2 separate regions of the Mus musculus genome follow, and region 2 is linked to region 1. A link is a loop called in an ENCODE intact Hi-C map of the cell type or tissue named here. Cell type or tissue: heart. All regions are shown on one strand. Links, peaks and the distances in the headings refer to the core of each region. The heading gives the core; the rest is flanking DNA.

Region 1 (11,405 bases), core at 3,215-8,214:
TGGTAACTTGGACATTAATTAGGAAGAAACTGCATTTGTTGGTTAAAAATATCTGTAAAGGGGGCCAGTGAGTTCAATTAGTAAAGGTGCCTGCCACCAAACCTGACAGCCTGTGTTTGATCTCTAGAAGATGTAAAAGCTGAAGGAGAGAAACAATAGGTTTGTCTGGCCTCTCTGTAGCAAGCATGTACCTGAACATGCATATCACTCATACAGTAATTAAACATCGGAATGATTCACATCCACAAGGTAAACTATGGGAAGGATAAACCTCTAGTAAACATGTCTAGATCTGGGTGTTTGGTTTTCCCTTCAGGAAAAATGGCTGTTGCTGACAGTTTGAAAAAAAAATAATTCAGGGACCCAAAAAGGAACATTTAAGCAGTTTCCCCTTTCAAGGTTTATAAATACAACGGCTGAGAGACAATGTGTGAGTAAATTGGTGGCTTTCATCAACGGTGACAAAACTCTTTAGAGATAAACAGGAAGTGCTGCACACACAGCCTTGGGTGATGACACGAGAGCTTCCTTTGAAGCAAGATGGCAAAATTGCATCTTGGTTGGTAGAGACAATGAAGTTTCTCTTTCCAAGGAAAATTGACAAAACACTTTCAAGACACCCTTGGCTTTTGTAGATTGGGAAGATAACTACAAAGGCAGAATTTTGAGAGTGGAAAATCTTCAGGCAACAAAAAACAAGGCAGACTGTTGACAGAATGGCTCAGTTGGTAGAATGCCTTCCTAATAGCCACAAGGATTCCATTACCAACAAAAGCAAAACAAAATCAATACAGCTATGTGTGGTGGTGACCATTTGTAAACACAGCACTCAGAATGGAGGCAGGAAGATCAGAAGTACTATGAAGAGGTATGGACAGTCATTCAGCAGTGTTCCACAGCAAGTTCATGCTAACCACTCCTATAGCTGAGAACTACTACTAGTTTTCTGCTCTAACCAAAAACTCCATAGATTTTGTGCCTGTGCTGTTCTCTTTCATGTCCTTCAGTTTGGGAGGATTTAATTTGCCTTACCTGTCATCCAACACCCCGACCCCCCACCCCCGTTTTATGTTTGTAGCAGCATCATGGTGTAGGCAAGGGCTGGCTTGAATTCTCACTCTACCTGCCTCTACCTCCTAGGTACTGGAATTAAAGGAGTACTCCACTTGTATCTGACCTGGACTTAATTCGGCCAGGCAGTGATGGTGCATGCCTGTAATCCTAGCACTTTGGAGGCAGAGGCAAGTGGATCTCTTGAGTTCAAAGCCAACCTGGTCTACAGAATGAATTCCAGGACATCTTCATGGTTTGAACTCCTGTACTGTACTGTGATAGGAAAGCATGTATAATTTCTTTCAAGGACTTTAATGGCCTTTTGAGATGTTAGTCTACCTAGACAACAGTTTTCTGCAATGAATCTAGTTTCTGCTGTGGGGAGGAGTAAAGGAGATTAATCCTAAATGACCCTATAAACCTAAATCAGTTGGTTGAAAGGCCTCAACCAACTGAAGACATTCTGAATAACTTCTGTGCTTAGTAAAGTGCTGGCCATGCATGCATCTACATACATACGTCATATCCCCAGTGCACAAATAAAAAAAGCTACATGTAGTGATAGCTCATGCCAAAATCCTGGGCTTTTCTGGCTGGGCTAGCCTTGCTGACTTAGTGAACTCCAGGTTCAGTGAGAGACCTTGTCTCAAAAATAAGGTAGAGCATGATTGAGGAAGGCACTCTATGCAATCTATGTCCTTCATAAGCACATGTACCCCCATACACACATGTGCATACACACAGAAGAAAGTCTGGCTCTAATGCTGGATTTGGTTGGGCAGGCAGTCCTATAATCTCAACTACTTAGCAGGCTGAGACAGGAGAATCATGAATTAAAGGCCTATCTGAGATACAGAGTGGGCTGAAAGCCAGTCTGAACAACTTAGTGAAGCTCAAGAAAAAAAATTTAAAGGTTAGGGACATAGCTTACCAACGAAGTCCTAGGGTCAATTCCCAGTACCTGTTTTTAGGGGAAGTCTCATGCCAGAACTGGGTAAAAACCAGGATGCAAAACCCCCATGGGTTATTGGGGTTCCAGGACTCTTCAATGATTTGAACAGCTAATATGTTGAAAACATCTCCAGTTCCTTGTCACTTTTACTGACTTTTTCAGCCAGGGGAGGGGGCAGTGAGAACAGTAATATATTTCTGCACATGAACTTCAGCTGCTGCAGAATGCCATACCCCATGTAGAATTTAGGTTTCTCAGCCTCCACAATCACACAAGCCAATAACTTGCAAAAAACCATGATATAATATATACAGTCTAAGGGCGGTGGGTATATTTTAGTGGAGGAGTACTTGCCTAGCATGCTCAAGGCCCTACCACAAACACAAGATTCAGTGAGACAGAAAAGGGCTAGGGTTCTCTTGTTAAAGCCTTCAAGGAAAGAGCATGAGCATGCCCCACCACTCTTCTTTAGCAAGGCTCCTCCTCTTAAAGGTTCCACCACGGTCCCTTACAGTACCAGGAACTGGGGAACCAAGCCTTTCCCATGTGAGCTTGTGGAACATTCTAGATGCAAAGCCCAAACATAACTCAGTCCTCATTATCCATAGACTTCATATTTGCAAATTTTTCTATTTATTAAAATTTGTGACTCCTCTTGTGAGACTAGGCCGGAGCCTAGCAAACACATAAGTGGATGCTCACAGTCAGCTATTGGATGGATCACAGGGCCCCCAATGGAGGAGCTAGAGAAAGTATCCAAGGAGCTAAAGAGATCTGCAACCCTGTAGGTTCAACAGCATTATGAACTAACCAGTATCCCGGAGCTCTTGACTCTAGCTGCATATGTATCAAAAGATGGCCTAGTCGGCCATCACTGGAAAGAGAGGCCCATTGGACACGCAAACTTTATATGCCCCAGTACAGGGGAACGCCAGGGTCAAAAAGTGGTAATGGGTGGGTAGGGGAGTTGGGGGGAGGGTATGGGGGACTTTTGGGATAGCATTGGAAATGTAATTGAGGAAAATACATAATAAAAAAATATTTTAAAAATAAAAGAAAGAAACTTGTGTCTCTCAGCCTCCAGATTAGGATCACAGGTGAACCTTCCAATTCTGGATTGTAGTTCATCCCAGATATAGTCAACAGAGAGAAAGCAACCTCAGTTGAGAAAAAGACTCCATAAGGTCCAGCATTTTCTCAATTAGTGATCAGTGGGGAGGGCTGAGAACATTGTGGGTGGTGCCATACCTGGGTAGGTGATCCTGGGTTCTATAAGAAAGCAGGCTGAACAAGTCATTGGGAGCAAGCCAGTGAGCAGCACCTATCCTTGGCTTTTGCATTGACTTCTGCCTCCAGAATTTTGCTTTGTTTGAGTTCCTGTCCTAACTTCTTTCACTACTTAACATCAATGTAGATGTTTAAGCCAAATAAACCTTTTCCTCCCACCCCCCCCCCCAAAAAAATTTGTGACTTGCCGAGCATGGTGTCGCATGCCTTTAATCCCAGCACTTGGGAGGCAGAGGCAGGCGGATTTCTGAGTTCGAGGCCAGCCTGGTCTACAAAGTGAGTTCCAGGACAGCCAGGACTACACAGAGAAACCCTGTCTCAAAAAAAAAAAAAAGTGTGACTCAAGGGATGGAGAGATAGCTCAGCAGTTAAAAGCACTGACTGCTCTTAACCTGAGTTCAATTACCAGCACCAACCACATGGTGGTTCAAGACCAAGTGTAATGGGATCCATTGCCCTCTTCTGTCTGAAGACAGCTAAATAAACTAAAGATTTAATAAATCTTTAAAAAAAATTTTTGTGGGACTGGTGAGATGGCTCAGTGGTTAAGAGCACTGACTGATCTTCTGGAGGTCCTGAGTTCAAATCTTATTAACCACTTGGTGGCTCACAACCACCCATAATGAGATCTGAAGACAGCTACAGTGTACTTACATATAATAAATAAATAAAACCTTTTCTTAAAAAAAATTTTTTTTTGTGACTTGAGGGGCTGGAGAGATGGCACAGTAGTTAAGAGCACTTGCTGTTAGGACCTAGGTTCAATTTCCAGGATGTATATGTTGGCTCACAGCTGCCTGTTAACTCCGGTTCCAGGAGCTCTGACATCCTCCTCTGGCCTCCATGGGTACCTGCACACATACAGTGTGTGTGTGTATGTATGTATATGTGTATATGTATATGCCACTTACAGGCATATATATGCCATTTAAAGGCATACAGACTGGCAAAATCTTTGGTTTATCAACAGTGATCTCTTACTATTTCCCTTTTTCATACTATAAATAGTTATGTTTTTAAAAATTCTAGTCCCCATTTTTTTTTCAGGTTGTACTTTTTTTGTTTTGTTTTTGTTTTTATTTTTATTTTTGTTTTTGTTTTTCAAGACAGGGTTTCTCTGTATAGCCCTGGCTGTCCTGGAACTCACTTTGTAGACCAGGCTGGCCGCCTCAAACTCAGAAATCTGCCTGCCTCTGCCTCCCAAGTGCTGGTATTAAAGACGTGCAGCACCATGCCCGGCTGTACTTTTTTTTAAAAGACATATTTACTTATTTTATGTATATAAGTACACTGTAGCTGTCTTCACACCAGAAGAGGGCATTGGATCTCATTACAGATGGTTGTGAGCCACCATGTGGTTGCTGGGAATTGAACTCAGGGCCTCTGGAAGAGCAGCCAGTGCTCTTAGCCGCTGAGCCATCTCTTCAGCTCACAGGTTGTACTTTTTATTGATAATCTCCCTGTTGAATGTGGTCCCTACATGCAGTTCTAAAGAGCTGAGTTGGGTTACTAATGCAAAAAAGTTGTGATATGACTTCCAGGGAAAATTCAGCATGGTGTTTCTGGCCATAAGTTCAATGCTAAGGAACCAATAAAGTATACTCAGTAAGTTTATTTTTACCCCTCCCACCCTAGCAAGGTGTCTTTAAACACAGACAGACATAAATTGAGTATGATTGTGCATACCTGTTAAATTTAGTCACTTGGAAGGGGGAGGCAGAAGCATGGCCTGGGCTCTACAATGAGACTCATAAGCCAGGGTCCTACAGAAGCACTCTTACACACAACTCAAATGAATTTGTCTACTATCTAGGCCTCCCATCAATCCAGTCAAGACACTCAGAATCAACCATCATACCTGGTTACCTCAGGGACAACTTCTCAATTTGGCCTGGAGACAGGAACGTTGGGGCTACTGGGACCCCACACTTCACCCACAGGAAGGACCTTGTCTCTCTAGGTATTTGAATAGGAAGAGAATTGATTCAAGGGTTTATAGATTTGCAGAAAAAAGTCAGGGAGGTTCTAGGCGAAAAAGACCAATGGGGAGATCTTACTGATGAGGTTATAAAGCAGATGACCACTAGGGGGCGACCTGGAACTACAGAAACCTGCTAAGCTCTCAACTGCTCATTGAACACCAGGGACAGATAGCAGCAGTAGTTTTCTCTGTTCATCCCAGTGTATGGCTAGTTGGTTTCCACTCTCCCTCCCAATCTTGTAATAGCACTTACATTTATGGTCAGAATTCAGACTAGAGTATAAGCAGGTAGGGGTATCTATTTATTTTGTAGAAGACAGAGACCAAGGTCTTGAACAGATGTGTGCCACCAAGCCCCGTTCACAGGGCTTATGCATAACTTCAGGCTTGCTAGACAAAGTCCCTCAACTGAGGTTCAGCCTCAGCACTCCTGTGTAATTTTGCATGGTGGGCATGATGAAATTAAGTAAAGAGCAAATGACCAGGGCTGGAAACACTTCATGCACATGCCCAGCATGCCCTGGATTACACACACACACACACACACACACACACTCACACACAGAGGCACACACACACACACACACACACACACACACACACACACTCACACACAAAGGCAAACGATCCTGAAGAAAAAGAAATTGTATTCCCAAAGAAGGAAATAGAGTCTTCCAAAGAGGCAGAGTGGAGCCAGACAGCAGGTCCTCACAGTGTAAGGTTAATGGGTTTAACAGAGAGTTCTTGGCTTGAGCACAGAGACTTAACAGTGTATTCATTCATTCATTCATTCATTCATTCATTCATTCTCACAGTTAGTCTTAACAGCCCTGGAGACCAAAGGGGTAGCTCATAGAATCTAAGAAAGCCTGTGAAGCCAGGCGTGGTGGCACACACCTTTAATCCCAGCACTCAGGAGGCAGAGGCAGGCGGATTTCCAAGTTTGAGGCCAGCCTGGTCTACAAAGTGAGTTCCAGGACAGCCAGGGCTATACAGAGAAACCCTGTCTCCAAAAACCAAAAACCAAAAACCAAAAACCAAAAAAAAAAAAAAAAAAAGCCTGTGAAAGTTTTGAGAGCAGAACCCCACCCAAAGGACAAAACAATTCCTGTCAACCTGGAAGATGGTGTTTGCTTTGAAGTCAGGGGAGCAGAGGAAAAAAAGTGAATTCTGGTTTGGGAAGATGGCATCATGGCTCATGGGTAAAAGTGCCAGCTTCGAGATCTTGCCAACCCAAGTTCAATCCCCAGAACCCATGTGGGGTAGAAAAAGCTGGATCCGGTGACACATATTGCAGGTGACACATATTGCAGGTGACACATATCCCAGAACCTCCTGAGAGACGAGGGGTGAAGCTGTGAGCACGGCCCAGAAGCCGGGGCCAGTCAGCCTGGAGCACACAGCGCAGAGGCAGAGACTGGGCCTTAGGTGGTGGAAGCTGCAGGGTGGTGGTGGTGCCTGCCTTCAATCCCAGCCCAGTTCCAGCACTTGGGAGGCAGAGGCAGGCAGATCTTTGAGTTAAAGGCCAGCCTGGTCTACAGAGTGAGTTCAGGACAGCCAGGGCTACACACAGAGAAACTTTGTCTCCAAGAACCAAAAACAAACAAAAAAAGTAGAAGTGCTCAAAAGATGCTCCTTACTCTCCACAATGCACTCTATATGGCACACACACACTCACATGCACACACACATAATTACTACTACTACTACTACTACTACTACTACTACTACTACTACTACTACTACTACTATTGTGGATGATGATGATGATAAACTGGGCATGGTGGTTGCTCCATTAATTCCAGCACTCAGGAGGCAGAAACAAGTAGATCTCTTTGAAATTGAGGCCAGTCTGGTCTACATAGCAAATTCAAAGCCAGACAAAGTTACATGGTAAGACCCTGTCTCGAAAAGAAAGAAAGAGGGGCTGGAGAGATGGCTCAGCTGTTAAGAGCACTATCTACTTTCCCAGAGGATCCAGGTTTAATTTTTTGTTTGTTTGTTTGGTTGGTTTGGTTTTTCGAGACAGGGTTTCTCTGTATAGCCCTGGCTGTCCTGGAACTCACTTTGTAGACCAGGATGGCCTTCTAACTCAGAAATCTGCCTGCCTCTGTCTCCCAAGTGCTGGGATTAAAGGCGTGTGCCAGCATCGCCCGGCCCAGGTTCAATTTCTATCACCCACATGGCAATGGCTCACAATTGTCTATGACTCCAAGATCTGACACCCTCACACAGACATATATGCAGGCAAAATACCAATGCACGTAAAATAAAAATAAAGGAAGAAAGGAAGGAAAACCAGGGATTGGAGAGATGGCTATTTTTCCAGAGAATCCAGGTTTTATTCCCAACACTCATATGGTTCACAACCATCTGTAACTACAGTCTCGGGGGTCCCCACATCCTCTGCTGGCACACCTTTAATCCCAGCACTTGGAAGGCAAAGGTCGGTAGATCGTTGTGGGTTCAAGGCCAGTCAGGGCTACATAGTTGAGACCCTGTTTATGAATTAAATAACTAATTAAATCATTTAAAAAAGGATTAATCATCTCAGACAGACACTGCTTTATCTAGAAAACGTTAGCATGCTGGATGACTTGGCTTCACCCAGATTTCCTCATAAGCTGGCTGATTTTTCTCCGGCTATTGAATTACTTTATTAGTGATTCTGCTTCCACGTCTTCTTTGGTACATCTTTGAACATTTTCTGCCCTGGGGGATTTCATTCTTTTCATCTTTTTCATATCCAAGGGCCTGGTTTTCTCTGTGCCAAGTTGTTCATCTTGGCCACTGATCAAAGGCCACAGGAGCGTGAAGCTTCTTCCAGGATCAGCTGAAAGGACAGGGCACCTTAACTTAAATATCGGAGTCTGAGGAGTCCTCTTTTCCCTGCCCTGGGTCTCTTCCACTTCCAATTGTTCCACACCCTCCATCTCCCTGTGTTGTGTTTTATAAAAAGAAAAAAGAAGCCAGAGATATGTTTGGTGGAGGCGCAGTATGGTGTTGGGGGAAGGGGGTACCTCTGCATGCCCATGCTGAGAAAGGGAGAGGGAGAGAGGGGAGTAGAGGCTGGCCACCAACAAGCACACGGAGAGACAGGTGGGAGGAGAATGAGGAGAGAGGGGGCAGAGGGGGGAGGGCAAGAGGAGCAAGAGCAAGAGCAAGAGAGAGAGGAGGGGCAAGCAGCATGTGTGTGTGTGTGTGTGTGTGTGTGTGTGTGTGTGTGTGTGTGTGTGTAGTGAGTCAGGCATACCTGGCTGTTTCCAGGTAACTCTGGGGCAGAGTCTAGAAAAAATGCCAACGCCCTGACTTCACATCACCTCTTTGGTGTGGTAGGCTCCAGAAGCCCACATATTTTTGTTTGGTGCCTTGTGTTTTGTGATTATCACTGTTGCTTTATGCAGAGTACACAGATGCATAACCATCTACATGTGGGTCCTATTATTTTGAGATTCCAGTACTGTTATTATGATTGATTCTTTATCTGGAGTTTACTTTGTTATATGCTCATTTTCCTATTTTCCAGATAAGCACCCATTCTTTAGAATCACTCCTAACATGAGCGTTTCCAGGAATCGACAGTTCTCTCTTTGTTGTGCATGACGGTCCTGTTGCTCTCAGGACTGATGTCTGAGCTATTGAGCATCACGAATCTGATCCGTGCATTGCTCTAGCAGACCATGTAAATGTAACTGACTTATGCTGGCTTCCACTTGCGGTGGACTGTCAGTCTCATAAAGCTTAGTTCAGCTTTTCCTTTCGATGTGATTAAACGCTGTGACTAAGGCAACTTATGGAAGAAAGAGTTTATTTAGCACATAGTTCTAGGGGCATAAGAGCCCATCACGGCAGAGATGTGTACAACTAAGCAGCAGATGCAGCAGCAGGAGCAGGAAGCAGAGAGATGAGAGAGACGGGGAGTGGGGAGGAGACAGAGACAGAGACAGGCAGAGACGGGGCAGAGACACAGAGAAAGTGTGTGTGTGTTAGAGGAGGGGTGGAAGAGTAAGGCTATAAAGCCTCAAAGCCCACCCCCAGGGAGGCACTTCCTCCAGCAAGTCCACACCTCCCAAGCTTCCCACACAGTACCACCAACTGGGGATCAAGTGCTTAAAGGTCTGCATCTGTAAGGGATATTTTACAGTCATATCACATTTAGCCGGCAGCTTCTTTCCTTTGCAAACCTTCTTATCTGGCTTTGATTACTTATTCTTTTAGATGTGGAGTGTGTGTGTGTGTGTGTATGTGTGTGTGTGTGTGTGTGTGTGTTTTTCAAGGGCTTCAGGGAGTTGCCTCAGCAGTATTTTCAGGGGACCCAGGTTTGGTTCCCAGCTTCCGCATGGGGCTCACAATCCACCTGTAACTCCGAGTCCAGGGAGATTGACGTCCTCTTCTGGAATCCTCTGGCACCAAGCACACACATGGTGCACAGATATACATGCAGACAAAACACCCATACCCATAAAATAATAATAAAAAATAAATTCAAAGAGCTTTATAAAATTATTCCTTAAAACTTTAAAAAGAATTTGGAGGACTGAGAATGTGGCTACACCTTTAATCCCAGCACTTGGGAGGCAGAGGCAGGGGGATCTCTGTGAGTTTAAGGAGGCCAGCCAGGTCTACATAGAGAGTTCCAGGACAGCTAGAACTATATATATATAGATTCTCTATATGGCTACATCTATGCTAAAAGCAAAATACTACTTTCACTTTTATTTGTGTGCATGCCTGAGTGTATACAATGAGTGTCTGTGGAGCCTAGAAGAAAGCATTAGATCACCTGGAGCAGGAGATACAGTGGCTGTGAGCTGCCCAGTGTGGACTCTGGGAGCAAACCCAGGTCCTCCGCAAGAGCAGTCAGCGTGCCATCTCTCCAGCTTTGTAGTTGTTTTTTAAATACTAGCAATGAGCAACCAGAAGCTTGAAAAATGTAAAAACCATCAAGAAAGAAAAAAAGATACACAAACACATCGCTTAAAATCGCTTCCCAAAGGTTGGCCAAATGCACTCGGCTCATAGAAAGACCTCTGGGTTTCCCCTCTCATCATTGAAACGGCAAGATATAAACAAATGTGGCAGAAGATGTACCAGCCCTGTGCACTGAGGAGACGGAGAGTTCCATAAAGACATAGTAAAGTGGTACACACATACACACGTGTATTTTTATACATTGCTTGTAGATGGATTGGGGAATTTAGCATTATTAAAATGTTAATTCTCAGGCCAGTGAGATGAGTCAGTAGATAAAGTGCTTGTTGCTAAACCTGACAACCTAGATTTGATCCCTGGCATCCACATGGTAGAAGACAACTGATTCCTGTAAGTTGTCCTCTGACCTCCATTTGCACCTGTGGCATGAATGTGCATGGGTGTGTCCTTGAACACACCTCCTCATGATAAATAAATATTAAAAGAAAAAAACCGTTCTTACCCTCTTGTCCTTTTGCTCCCCATTCTCTTCCCCCCTCTCTCCATAGCTGGCCACTACTTCTCTAGTTTCTCCTCTCTGCCTTTCTCAGCCTCTGCTACACTCTTTTTTTTTTTAAGATTTATTTATTAAAATATCTAAGTACACCGTAACTGTCTTCAGACATACCAGAAGAGGGCATCATATCTCATTCAGATGATTGTGAACCACCATGTGGTTGCTGGAATTTGAACTCAGGACCTTCAGAAGTGCAGTCGGAGCTCTTAACTGCTGAGCCATCTCTCCAGCTCCCTCTGCTACACTCTTAACTCCCTTCCCCATGCCCTAAATAAACTATTCTATACTAAAAAATAAAGAAAGAAAAGAAAAAAAAAACAATTTGTTACTTTAAAAAAAAAGTTTTTTTTTCCCTAAGGCAGCTCATGGAAACTAAGATATCTTTTTAAGAATTATCTATTGCCCTGAGATGGAGCATACTTTTAATCCCAACACTCAGGAGGCAGAGCAGGCAGATCTCTTTGAGTTTGAAACCAGCCTGGTCTACAGAGTGAGTTCCAGGACAGTCAGGGCTGAAAAACTAAAAACCAAACCAAATCTATCTATCTATCTATCTATCTATCTATCTATCTATCTATCTATCTATCTATCTATCTATCTATCTATCCTCTCTCTCTCTCTCTCTCTGTGTGTGTGTGAATGAG
Region 2 (11,405 bases), core at 3,299-8,298, 160 kb after region 1:
GTTTATTTCTATCTGTTAGGTGTGGACGTTTTATTTATGGCTGAGGCTGTTTGAAACTACCTTAAAAGGACAAGGGGAGAAAACTTAAGCAGAGGAAAGAAAGGAGACACGCCTATTGAGTGTCACCAATTCCTGCCAGTGAGGGACACAGAGGAACTCTCTCCTTTGGGAGTTTCTGAAAATATGTCATTCTCATGTCCCAACACTGGGCATCAAGAGACACCCAATCATCCTGAGGCTGTTGCACGAGTTCCTCTAAAGCCCACAGACACTGAGGAAGTGGTCTTGCCAATGACCCTGGTTCTGACAGCTTCCCTCAGCCAAGTTTATAGCCCACCGATCCCAGATTTGAGCTCCGTTTCTTTTTTGTTTGTCCCTCCCTACCCCATCCCACCCCTTAGACAGGGCATCTTTATGTAATCCTGGCTGTCCTGGTCACTCTGTAGACCAGGTTGGCCTCAAACTTGGAGATCTACCTGCCTCTGCCTCCTGAGAGCTTGGATCAAAGACGTGCACCCCCATGGCCCGGCCACATCTCACTTTTTCTTTTTAAAGATTTATTTATTCTTATATCTAAGTACACTGCAGCTCTGTAGCTGTCTTCAGATGCACCAGAAGAGGGCATTAGATCTCATTACAGATGGTTGTGAGCCACCATGTGGTTGCTGGGATTTGAACTCAGGACCTTCGGAAGAGCAGTCGGTGCTCCTAACCACTGAGCCATCTCTCCAGTCCCACATCTCACTTCTAAATGCCTCATGACTGACTATAATAGTTTTTGCAGTGCTGGGATCTGAACCCAGGTCCTTGCAAGTGCTAGGTCAGCAGTCTACTACACAGCTATACTCTTAGCAGTTTTAATCCTTTGGTGTTTTGACTAAATAAATGACTTATTTTTATTAATAACTAACCGAGCCATTTGGAAACAGGTCTGAGATGCCATCTAGAGAAAACTCACCCAACAACTCATCCCACACATTAAAGACAGCAAGAAGCCAGGCATGGTGGCATACGACTTTAATCCCAGCACTCGGGAGACAGAGGCAGGGGGATTTCTGAGTTTGAGGCCAACCTGGTCTACAAAGTGAGTTCCAGGACAGCCAGGGCTATACAGAGAAACCCTGTCTCAAAAAACCAAAAATAAATAAATAAATAAATAAATAAATAAATAAATAAATAAATAAATAAAATAAGGACAGCAGGGCGGGAAAGGCAGTAAGCCAACTGGGGTCAAGTGAGAACAAGGAGCTGTTACAATGTTACTATACACATTAAATGCAAAAAATCAATAGTATCAACTCATTTCTAATTCCCCCAATAAAACTCACTCTTCCCTAAAGAAGTCATCTATCTCAGGCTTCCTCCTTCTGAGGCTGACTACCAAGGTCGAGCTATCAAAGAAGTACTGAAGTCCAGCAATTAGAACCCGCCTTTGGCTCATACCTAATTAAAATTAAACACCTCATCCTAACACAGGGTTTCCCCTTGTACCTTTATAAGCTGTGGGCCATATCTGTCCCCTCACTATCTAAAGGCAGTCCTTTGTCCCCGTCTCAGACAAATATCACTCCCCCTACTCCCTTGTTCCTTTCCCCTTCTCCCTTACCCTCTATCTCCTATCTTTGTCTTATTTCCTGCCCTTTGTCCTCTGGGGCAAATAAACCTTTGTGCTGATAACACTTGGTATTAGGGTGTCCTGAACCCCAACCATAAAATCATTTCATTACAACTTCATATCTGCAACTTTGCTACTGCTGTGAACCATAAATACCTGATGTTGGAGAATGTCTGATGCATGATCCACACATTGAGAACTGCTGCCCTAATAGTTCCTACCTGGGAGTGAGACTGCCTCCAGAGAACATCTGGTGATGTCTGGAGAGACTGTTGGTTGTTGCAACTCATCTATACAAGGACTTATGTGATTTTTCTGGGTTGCTTTTGTTTTGATTTTGCAAAGGAGTCTCATGTAGCCCAGGATGGACCCCAACTTGACATGTAAACAAGTATGACTTCAAACTTATGATCTTCCTGCCTCACCTCCTAGAGTCCTGGGACTGCAGGTATCCACCACCATGCCTGGTTTTACGTGGTTCTGGGGATTGCACCAAGGTTATAAGAATGCTAAGTACTCTACCAACTGAGCCCCAGCCTCATCCAGGGTCACAGCCACACTGGCCTGCTAATCATCTTACCGCTTGCCGACCACCAACCAGTCCGACACAGAGCAAACAGTCAAGGGTCTTCCGACATTAGCTGAATGACTCAAGACTTCACTTTCCACCCATGGGACACAGGTGGTTCCCACCCTGTGAGCCCAGTGAGAACGTCACTGGGGGTGGGGACCCCAGTGAAGGCAGAACAGGTCAGTATCTTGCCCCGATTGTCTGTGCCAAGCTCCTCCCTCTGCTGGGGGCTGCTTGAGTGGAGCTCTGGTTGCAGTGTGACAGCCTCCACTCTGACATCTGGGTCCTCGTGTAGCCCAGGCTGGCTTCAAAGTCACTACTGAACCTAGCATGACCTTGAGTTTCTGGTTCGCCTGAATGCTGGACTGTAGGTACGAGCCATGTCCCCTGGTGTGTGTGATGCCACTGAATAAAGCCAAGGCTTCACTCTAAGGTGTCTACTGCACGCTCTCGAGCCAGTTATGACCACGGCTCCTGCTGCTTGATTTGAGTCACTGATCCACAGCCGTGGGTACTGTAGTGTGTGGAGTGCATGCAGAGCCCAACAGCTGGCCAGTAACAGCCCAGTGGGAGAAAACAGGAGAGCACACAATCTTTCATGGCCAGAAAGCATCACTGAAGTTAACAGTAGAGTCTTTTTTTTTCTTCAGGACACTTTCTTAACACTGAAAGAGCAAGGCCCAGAAAGAACTAGGGTTCAGCTGAGACAGATAAAAGGTGCAGGGCGTTCCTAACCTCCCTGATGGGTGGGACAGATGGAGGGCACAGTAGATTAAGCCAAGAACCGAGGTGTCAACTACTGAATCAGGTCAGTGAAAGCTCTGGATATTCTTAGGCTGACAAAGGTGCTCTGCTGACAAGTCAAGGTGACAATGCCACACCTTTCACACCTTTCCTGCTCTTCAGCCACAGTTAGGCCTGGGGCTGAGGCTTCCCTCAGATGCTGCCTGAGGCCAGCTCGAAGGCCTGGGACAGCTGGTGATCCAGACCTGAAGATCATCAAGGAGTGTTCCTAGGGGTAGCTCAGGAGGGAGAGTGGCCCTCCAGGAATCTCACTAGGCCACATGCTTCCTAAATCAGAGTTTGTTTGTTCTGAGCTAAGTTTAGTCTGCAAACACATTTTTTTTTTTTTTTTTTTGAAAAATGTGAGCACAAAAAAGGGCGGAGGGAACAAGTGCTTGGCCCAGGTGGGAGCAGAAAAAGGCTGGGGGCTCGACACCCTCAGTGGCTGGCACCCAGAGGATAAGAGAGCCGACAAACCCCTCAGGCCAGGCCCATTTTTGCCAGGCCTCCACGGTGCTAAAGGGCACCTATGGAACCCTCCCAAGAAAACTTCCAGAGAGGTTCAAATCACCGTGGGACATTCAAGGTCTCAGCTTGCACCCGAGGGAACAGCCCTGGGTGACTCTGTAACCAGGAGAGGGCACGTACAGAAAGTGAACCCCTTTACCCTGAAATAAGGACAGTTGGGAGCAAAGGTGAAATGGGACCTGCTACCTCTAAGACACCTGAATCCTTCCTAGGATACAAAGACATAAACAACAGACACACCCAGAAAGCTGAGCGACCAGCATGACACTGAGAGGAGACCCTGGCTCACAGCCAGGAGAGAACTAGGGACAGTCTCAGCAACGCACAGCAACTAGCACAGCAGAGAGCCCTCAGCCAGCTCCTGATGACCAGTGCATCTGAATGACAGGGAGGACCAAGCGCTGACTCCCAGGAGTCTCATTCTTCACAACAGGCAACGAGGCAGAGCAGACAGCGGGCACACAAATGTCTCTGCCGGGATCTGTGGAAAGAGTCAGGAAGTCTGTGTCTGGAGCTAGGGAAGGTCATGGTTCTACCAACTGATTGAGGGCTAACGGTGTGAACTGCCACGGATTTGTGGTTGGGAATACAGGACATTCATCTGTGTGCGAGGCAGCACCAAGGGGACAGGATCTCAGCAGGTGACTCTCACCACACTGAGCCTGAAGTGGAATGGCCATGTGGACAACTGCAGGTATCCTGTGAAGACCTAGAGAAGTTACAGGAGTGCGATGGCTACAGTTGCTGAGGCTCTGCCAGAGCCAGGGCCACAAAACAGGGAGAAGAGCCATGCTTGGCTCCATTCCTCAACAACTGAACAGACCACCCTGAAAAAGGGGGACAACCACTATAGCCTTTGTAACACTTGACTAAAACAAAGGAGAGTGCAGATGCGGCTTCCCCTCGAGGTCTATCACAGAGTAACTCTCATTTCCAACACATCCTTACCTGGAGACATGGGGAAAACAGAGGGTTAGTTCCCAGTTGTGCTGTTTGTCCAAGTAAGGATGCACTTAAATGAAAATGTCTCACGGACTCCTAAGTCCTGGAGAGTCACTACGGGGCCTTGAGACTCACTTGAAATACGGCTCGAGTTTCAACTGGAGGATTGGCCAGGGATCTCTGACACAGTCGGTCACCCTCTTACACCGTCCTATCCAGGCAGAGCTTTGGAAGGACTGTCCCTCACCTGGCCTTATGTATACTCATCATTTGGAGTAAAATGGCAGAGAAAGAAAGGATGAGCCGTGCAATTTCACAGCCATAGGCTAGCCAGTCCTCTCCACCCAGAGAGGAATGGCTGGATGTACGATACTGCCCTCAAACTTTACAAAGTGCCGGACATCTTTAATCCCAGTGCTCAGGAGGCAGAACTCTTGTGAGTTCAAGGCTAGTCTGGTCTATACAGTGAGTTCCATGATAGCCATGGCTATGTAGAGAGACTCTGTTTCAAAAAACTGAACACCACCGCTACCTCTACACAGCACAGGAGCTAAAAGCATACTAACAAGAACAGAATGCCCTTAAAAGCATAGTTAGGTTTGACAAGGGGGGTACTTGCATGGAACCCCAGCACGGGGAGGGGCTGAAACAGGGATTATAAGTGTGAGGCTAGCTTGGGATCCTGTCTCAAAACAATAAAAACAACCACAAATGTCCTAATAAGCTAAAGAGTGAGCTGTAAAGCAGCTTAAGTGTACACATTTTTAAAGGTCTGGAGGATGTGTGTTTAACCCAGGCAGATGGGAAGCTATGGGAGGCAGCTGAGTTGAAAGAATTGGTTTGTGTTCTGCCAAATTTACTGTTAAATTGCGATTTCCAAGCCAAATGTTCATATGGCCCTAACCTGTATTGATAAACTGACTCTTCAGCAGGTCGTACAGGGATGAGTTGGCACCAGGTTCCCTCTAACTGCATGGTGGTGACTTGTGTAACCTGAGCACTAGGCATGCATTCTGTATCGATGGGGATCCAGAGAGTGGAGAGATAGCTCAGAGCTTAGGAGCACTTTCTGCTCTGGAAGAAGATCTGAGTTCAATCCCCAGCAATGATGTTTGGTACTGTACTCACACACATATAAACATAATTAAGATAATAATAAATATTTTTAAGACAACAGGGATACAGTCTATAAAATACAATTACATGTTTTTGTCTTTGTACAAGATTGAAGGCCAGGCATGGTGGCACATGCCTTTAATCCCTTGGGGGCACTTGGGAGGCAACGGCAGGGAGATCTCTGAGTTCCAGGCCAGCCTGGTCTACAGAGTGAGACTGTCTATAGTGCCATGCCATTACCACAGTACTCAGGGGCTACTGTTGGCTGCTGTGAAAAGGCCATTATGTGGCGTGGATGTCTTTCTAGAATCTTAGAAAATTGTCTTTTCTCCTGTGCCCAGGGGAGAATCCTGACTTCTCACTAGGCAGCCGATAACACACTCTGATTCCTACCTATCCCAGTTCTGGCCCTTTAAGGCAAAGATGAGGGAAACTAGAATTAGGCCAGCCACATGAGGACAAGGGGACACACGTGATTCACTGTCACAGAACATCCAGGAGAATCCTCTACCTCAAAACACAAGAATATCACCAGTACCAGTCCTGGGAACAACTGCATTCACCTGCCAGCTCTGACAAGGTAGCATTTTGGACACAGTGGCCTGGGCATGAGCAGACAAGGGCAGGCAGGAAAGTCTTTCTCCTCTCCTGGAGTCTGTGAGGCCTCTGCCAGTATGGCACTTCTTTTTTCTAAGTAGAGGGATGACTCACTGAGTTTATGTGACAGGGCACACCTTGCTGTGTTCCACCTGCCCACCCATTCCTGCCAACTACAGAGCCTGCTAGAGAAAGGTTACTTCTGCTCATCTATGCTGCCCCCATGTGGCTGCTCTGTGGTAAGGCCAGCTCTTGGTTGTTTATGCTGCCCCCGTGTGGTGGTTCTCTGGTAAGGGCAGCAGTACAGGCTTAGCAGGCTGTCCAGAAGTGATGACTCCTGATGACATTCTCCACAAATGAAGCCCATGCTCTCCAACGAGAGCTTTGCCAGTGTTGATGGTGATCTCTGCACACCCGCTGAGCAGTTCTTTTGTCTTGTATTCTAATCCAGAAGGGTGTGTGTGAAGCAATCCAGATTGGAAACCAGTGCAGTGAATTTTACAAACAGCAGTGGGCTTCAGGTGGGTGGTCAACGGCCTGGCTTGAAGCACTGACCCAGCAGTTATGAGGCTCGTCAGGGACTCTGTCCAGAGTGGACCTCCCCCACCCAGCCTCTGACCAAGCTCAGGCAGGTCTGAGCTCCAGGGTGCAGGTGGGCTCCTGAAATTTGAGGGTGTCCTTAGAGACACTGGTAGTCTTCCAGGGTTACGAATCCCTGAGTCCACACTGTGCACTCTTAGATGTGCTGTCCTAGGAAAAGCATGTCACTCCCCAGAAAACACTCAGCCCGGGATGCAAACCTGAGCCCAACCCCAAGGCAACACCAAACAGGTAAGGGGAGTAGCCTGCTTTTCTAAAGGAGGACTACAGTTTCCCCAAGTGTCAATACAATGAGAGCCAAAGAAAAGACCAGGGGAACGGTCCAGAGCAAAGGAGCTACAGAGTCCAGACAACGCACACAATGCAGACCTATGTTAGTGGCTATGACGAGCAGGAGAGGTTCCGCTGACAAGTGGAAGTGGACAAATTCGATAAGATGACATACTGGAGCTGATAATTCTGTGATTAGTAAGAGAATAATAATCTTCACCTTGTCCCTCTCTTTGGTTTGGAGATATGGTCTCCCTTTTCAGCCCAGTCTTCTGTTCCCTGTGGAGTCCAAGCTAAGCTTTAACTTCCTGCTCCTTCCTGCTTCAGCCTCTTTAATGCTGGGATCACAGGAGAGAGGCTGACCAAGGCAAACAGTTAAGGGTACTTGCTGCTTTTCCAGAGGACCCAAGTTCTGTTTCCAGAACTCAAGAACTCTGGAGATCCACAACCTCTGGCCTGTATGCATTCATATGCACACAACCACATGCAGACATGCTACAAAGAACTAAAAATAATAAAATAAACCTCTAAAAGAAAAGGAAAAGAACTCCACTTTGGAGTCAGGTATGGTATCCCATGTCTGTAATCCCAGCACTTGGCCGGTAGAAGCATCAGAGTTTAAGGAAGTTCAATGCCAGTCTGATCTACATGAGATCTTGTCCCAACAAAGCAAGAAAGCAGCAATAAATATACACCAGCCTGGCAAGTATGTACAAATGTTTTATAAACCCTATTGTGTTTGTGTATGGAGACACATGGGGGTGGGGAGACACACACACATAGAATCACACAATAAATACATGCTGGTTAAGAAGACGCCAATGTTCCTTGCTATGCTTGTGATTTTTTTCTTTAAATCTTTAATTTGCATAAAAAGTTAAAAAGTAAAGTCTTATCTTAAGCCCAATCTCTCACCCCCAACTCTCTTGTATGTGTGTAAGCATGTGTAAGTACAGTCATGTATGTGGCATGTACATGCAGAGGCTGGAGAACAAAGCTGGTTGTTAACCCTCAGGCACTGTCTACTTTTTGTGGAGAGAAGGCCTCTCTCTCCCTGTCCTGCAGCTCACAGTAAGCTAGCCTGTCTGGGTGGCAAGCCTCTGGGACCTGCCTTTGTGTCTTCCCAGCACTGGGGTGTCACACATTCCAGGCCTTAGGGAGCAAACTCAGGTCCTGGTGCCTGCACACCAAGCGCTGTACTGAGCGCTCGCCCTAGCCCACGAGAGTTCTTTTAAAGACAGCAAGGTTTCGATTTGTTCCTCCTGACTCTCAGGCCTCAGTGCGCAGGAGCAGCTGCCATGGTAGATTGAAAGAGCACCTCTCCTTTCTCACCCAAAGGGCTAACCTCAGCTGCAACCTCCTCAAAAATAGCTTTGTTTTCCTTCTGGGAGCTTCTAGCTCCTGAATGTCACTTTCTCACAGGCTTTCATTCTCTCTAATAACTTCACTTGTAAGTCTTGGGGGACAAACCCAGGATACCCCGTCTCTCATGGCACCTCACCGTCCCAGGCCTCGTGAAGTCCACGCTGTGTGCCAGGCTCTGCCGCATCTGGTTACTGAAGAGGCGGACACAGACACTCTGCAGGTACTCGGGGGTGATCTGCAAGGATGAGGGAATCAGGTGAAAGCCATGCAGTTTGCCCATAGGACCTCCGGTATCTACAGCCAGGTGAAAGCCATCAGACTGCCCACAGGACCTCCGGTATCTACAGCCAGGTGAAAGCCATCAGACTGCCCACAGGACCTCCGGTATCTACGGCTCCTGTAGCAGGACCGCAGCTACCTCAGCATCTCCTGGAGACCGACTGATGGGATGGATGGCCATGCCAAAGAGCGCATCGTCCCCTTTGTCCTAGTTTCTGCTACTGTGACAAAAAATACCTTATAAAACGCAATGTAGGTTGAAAGGGTTACTTTAGCTCACTACAGCCCGTCACTGAGGGGAAGTCAAGGTCAACAGAAACTTGAAGCAGCAAGTCACATCCAGTCAAGGGCAGAGGGAATGCAAATGCTTACTACTTAGCTCAATTTCTGCACTTTACATAGTTCAAAATCCAGATCCAGGGAATGGTGCTGCCCACAGTGGGCTGGGTCTCCTCAATCAACTACCTTAAATCAAAACACTCTTCTTTCAGACATGCCTGTTGGCCAGCCTGATGCAGACTCCCTCACGGAGTCACTCTTCCCAGAGGGTTGTAAAGTAGGGCAAGTTAATAATTAAAAGTAACCACCGAACCCTCAGAGCTCTGGGGTAGAGTTCACACACTGACCTAGGAGAATAAAAGTAACTGACTTGTTTGAGAGATGTGGCCCAGCAGTTAAGAGCTCTGACTGCTCTTCCACAGGACAGAATTAAATTCCCAGCACCCACATGGACAGCTCAGAAATGTCTGTAATCCAGTTACAGGCGAGCCAACCCTCTCGTTAAATACAAGCAGGCAAACAACCGATGCATAGCCCATAAAAAAATTAATAAATCATGCTTAAAAAGTGATTACAGGTTTGATCACCGGCTACCCATCTGTGCCTTTCACTCAGTGCAGTTCAGTTGCCATGGAAGCTAAATGGTTTCTCGAGCTTCTCTGTAGATTCAGGGCATAGAGTAAGTGGGCAGCCTTATGTCGTGGCAAGAGTGACAAACTCTCAAATCTGAAGATCAGGGATCCAGCTTTGGATTCCTGACAACATGAGGAGCTCAGTAGCCCTACCCCTGCATTTCCATTCCTGAGCCGTCCATGAGATGAAAGATGCCCAGCTGCCTAGCCCACACTAAGGAGGGATAAGGCCTCAAACGGGCCCAATACTGAGGAATCGCTGGCGGAGTGGATGACAGACATGATCAATAAGCTGTCAAGTGCATGACATGATGCTGACTTCCTGCCATGAAGGCTCAGACTGGCTTTGAACTCGAAATCCTTCTGCTTCTGCCTCCCAAGGCCTGAAATTAAACCCTACCCACCTACATACAAAGTTCAACCATGGATGGTGTTGCTGAGTGTTACAGAAAACAGGTATTCTGATAATTTTTAGGAGAGTAATTTGACAACATATGTCAAAACAGTGACTTAGCAATCCATGTTCAGGATCTTTTCTGCACTCCGAGCAATACAGATTATGTAAGAGTCCTCACGGCAGCACTGTCACAGCAGGCAAAGGTCTCCATCTCCATCACTGGAGATCTGCGAATGGGTCATCGTCACGGCGGGACCCTGAGCAAGCATTTGCAGCATGAGATAGGTGGGATTCACGGATGCCTTTTCTTTACAAGTGTGCTAAAGGAAGCCAGGTATGGTTGTGGGCAAAGACATCAACACTGTGATACACAGGAACAAAACAGCAAGTTTCAGAGGAAGGATGGGTCATAAGGTCACAACCAAACATAAGAACACTGGGTGCATGAGTCTACACTGCATGTATGCACACAAATATACCTCAATCACACACGAGAACATGTTAGCATCAATATCAAAAAAGGGGATGAAGGGCTGGAGAGATGGCTCAGCACTTAAGAGTGCTGACTGCTCTTCCAGAGGTCCTGAGTTCAAATCCCAGCAACCACATGGTGGCCCACAACCATCTGTAATGAGATCTGATGCCCTCTGCTGGTGAGTCTGAAGACAGCGATAGTGTACTCACAGACATGAAATAAATCTTTAAGGAGGGGTGAGACCATGGTGAAGTCACTATGTCTTCCTCTGCCTTCTTTCGACTTTTTGTCATAAGCTCACATTTCTAGGCGAGCTGTGGGCTGCAGAAATGGCTCGGTGGTTAAGAGCACTTGCTTCTCTGTCCCAGAGGATCTGAGTTCAGATCCCAGCATCCACATCAGAGAGCTCACAAGTGCCTGGACTCCAACTCCATGGGATCTGTGGCCCCTGTTCCTCCTCCTTGGGCACCAGGCATGAAATGGTGAATAAACACACATGTGCAAAACACATATACACGTACAATCGAAATGAAAATAAAAAAGAATGCACCTTTCATGTTTTGGCCATTTTTTTTAGATTTATGTATTTTTATGTGTTTCTGTGATGGGACTAAAGGTATGTACCGGCCAAGTGTGGTGGCGCACGCTTGGGAGGCAGAGGCAGGCGGATTTCTGAGTTCGAGGCCAGCCTAGTCTACAGAGTGAGTTCCAGGACAGCCAAGGCTACACAGAGAAACCCTGTCTCGAAAAAACAAAATCAAACACAAACAAACAAACAAACAAACAAAAGGTATGTACCACTACTATGAAGGGCCCATATAGTAAAAAAAAAAAAAAATTTATTTATTTAATATATGTGAGCATACTGTCTCTGTCTTCAGACACACCAGAAGAGGGCATTGGAGCCCATTACAGATGGTTGTGGGCCACCATGTGGTTGCTGGGAATTGAACTCA

The links. Peaks named below come from ENCODE experiments on the same cell type or tissue, not always from the same donor. Only the 100,000 strongest peaks of a DNase experiment are listed, where the experiment ranks them.
Region 2: it touches region 1 in a loop (9-fold over the local background); 41 of 42 quality-filtered maps call a loop at or near these places.

What each region holds. Positions count from the first base shown.
Region 1 is chr1:86,333,601-86,345,005 of GRCm38, reverse strand. Ncl (nucleolin) reads left to right here. Exons shown (of 14, transcript NM_010880.3): 14 at 1-287. Among named protein-coding and RNA genes, the nearest start is that of Snora75, 12 kb to the left of the region's middle. In heart, for the core only: a CTCF peak has its summit at 5,375 (motif pointing right); a DNase peak (open chromatin) is centred at 5,345.
Region 2 is chr1:86,174,031-86,185,435 of GRCm38, reverse strand. It overlaps Armc9 (armadillo repeat containing 9), which reads right to left. Exons shown (of 25, transcript NM_030184.2): 9 at 8,524-8,622. Among named protein-coding and RNA genes, the nearest start is that of Armc9, 25 kb to the right of the region's middle. In heart, for the core only: no CTCF peak of the experiment used is centred there; a DNase peak (open chromatin) is centred at 6,395.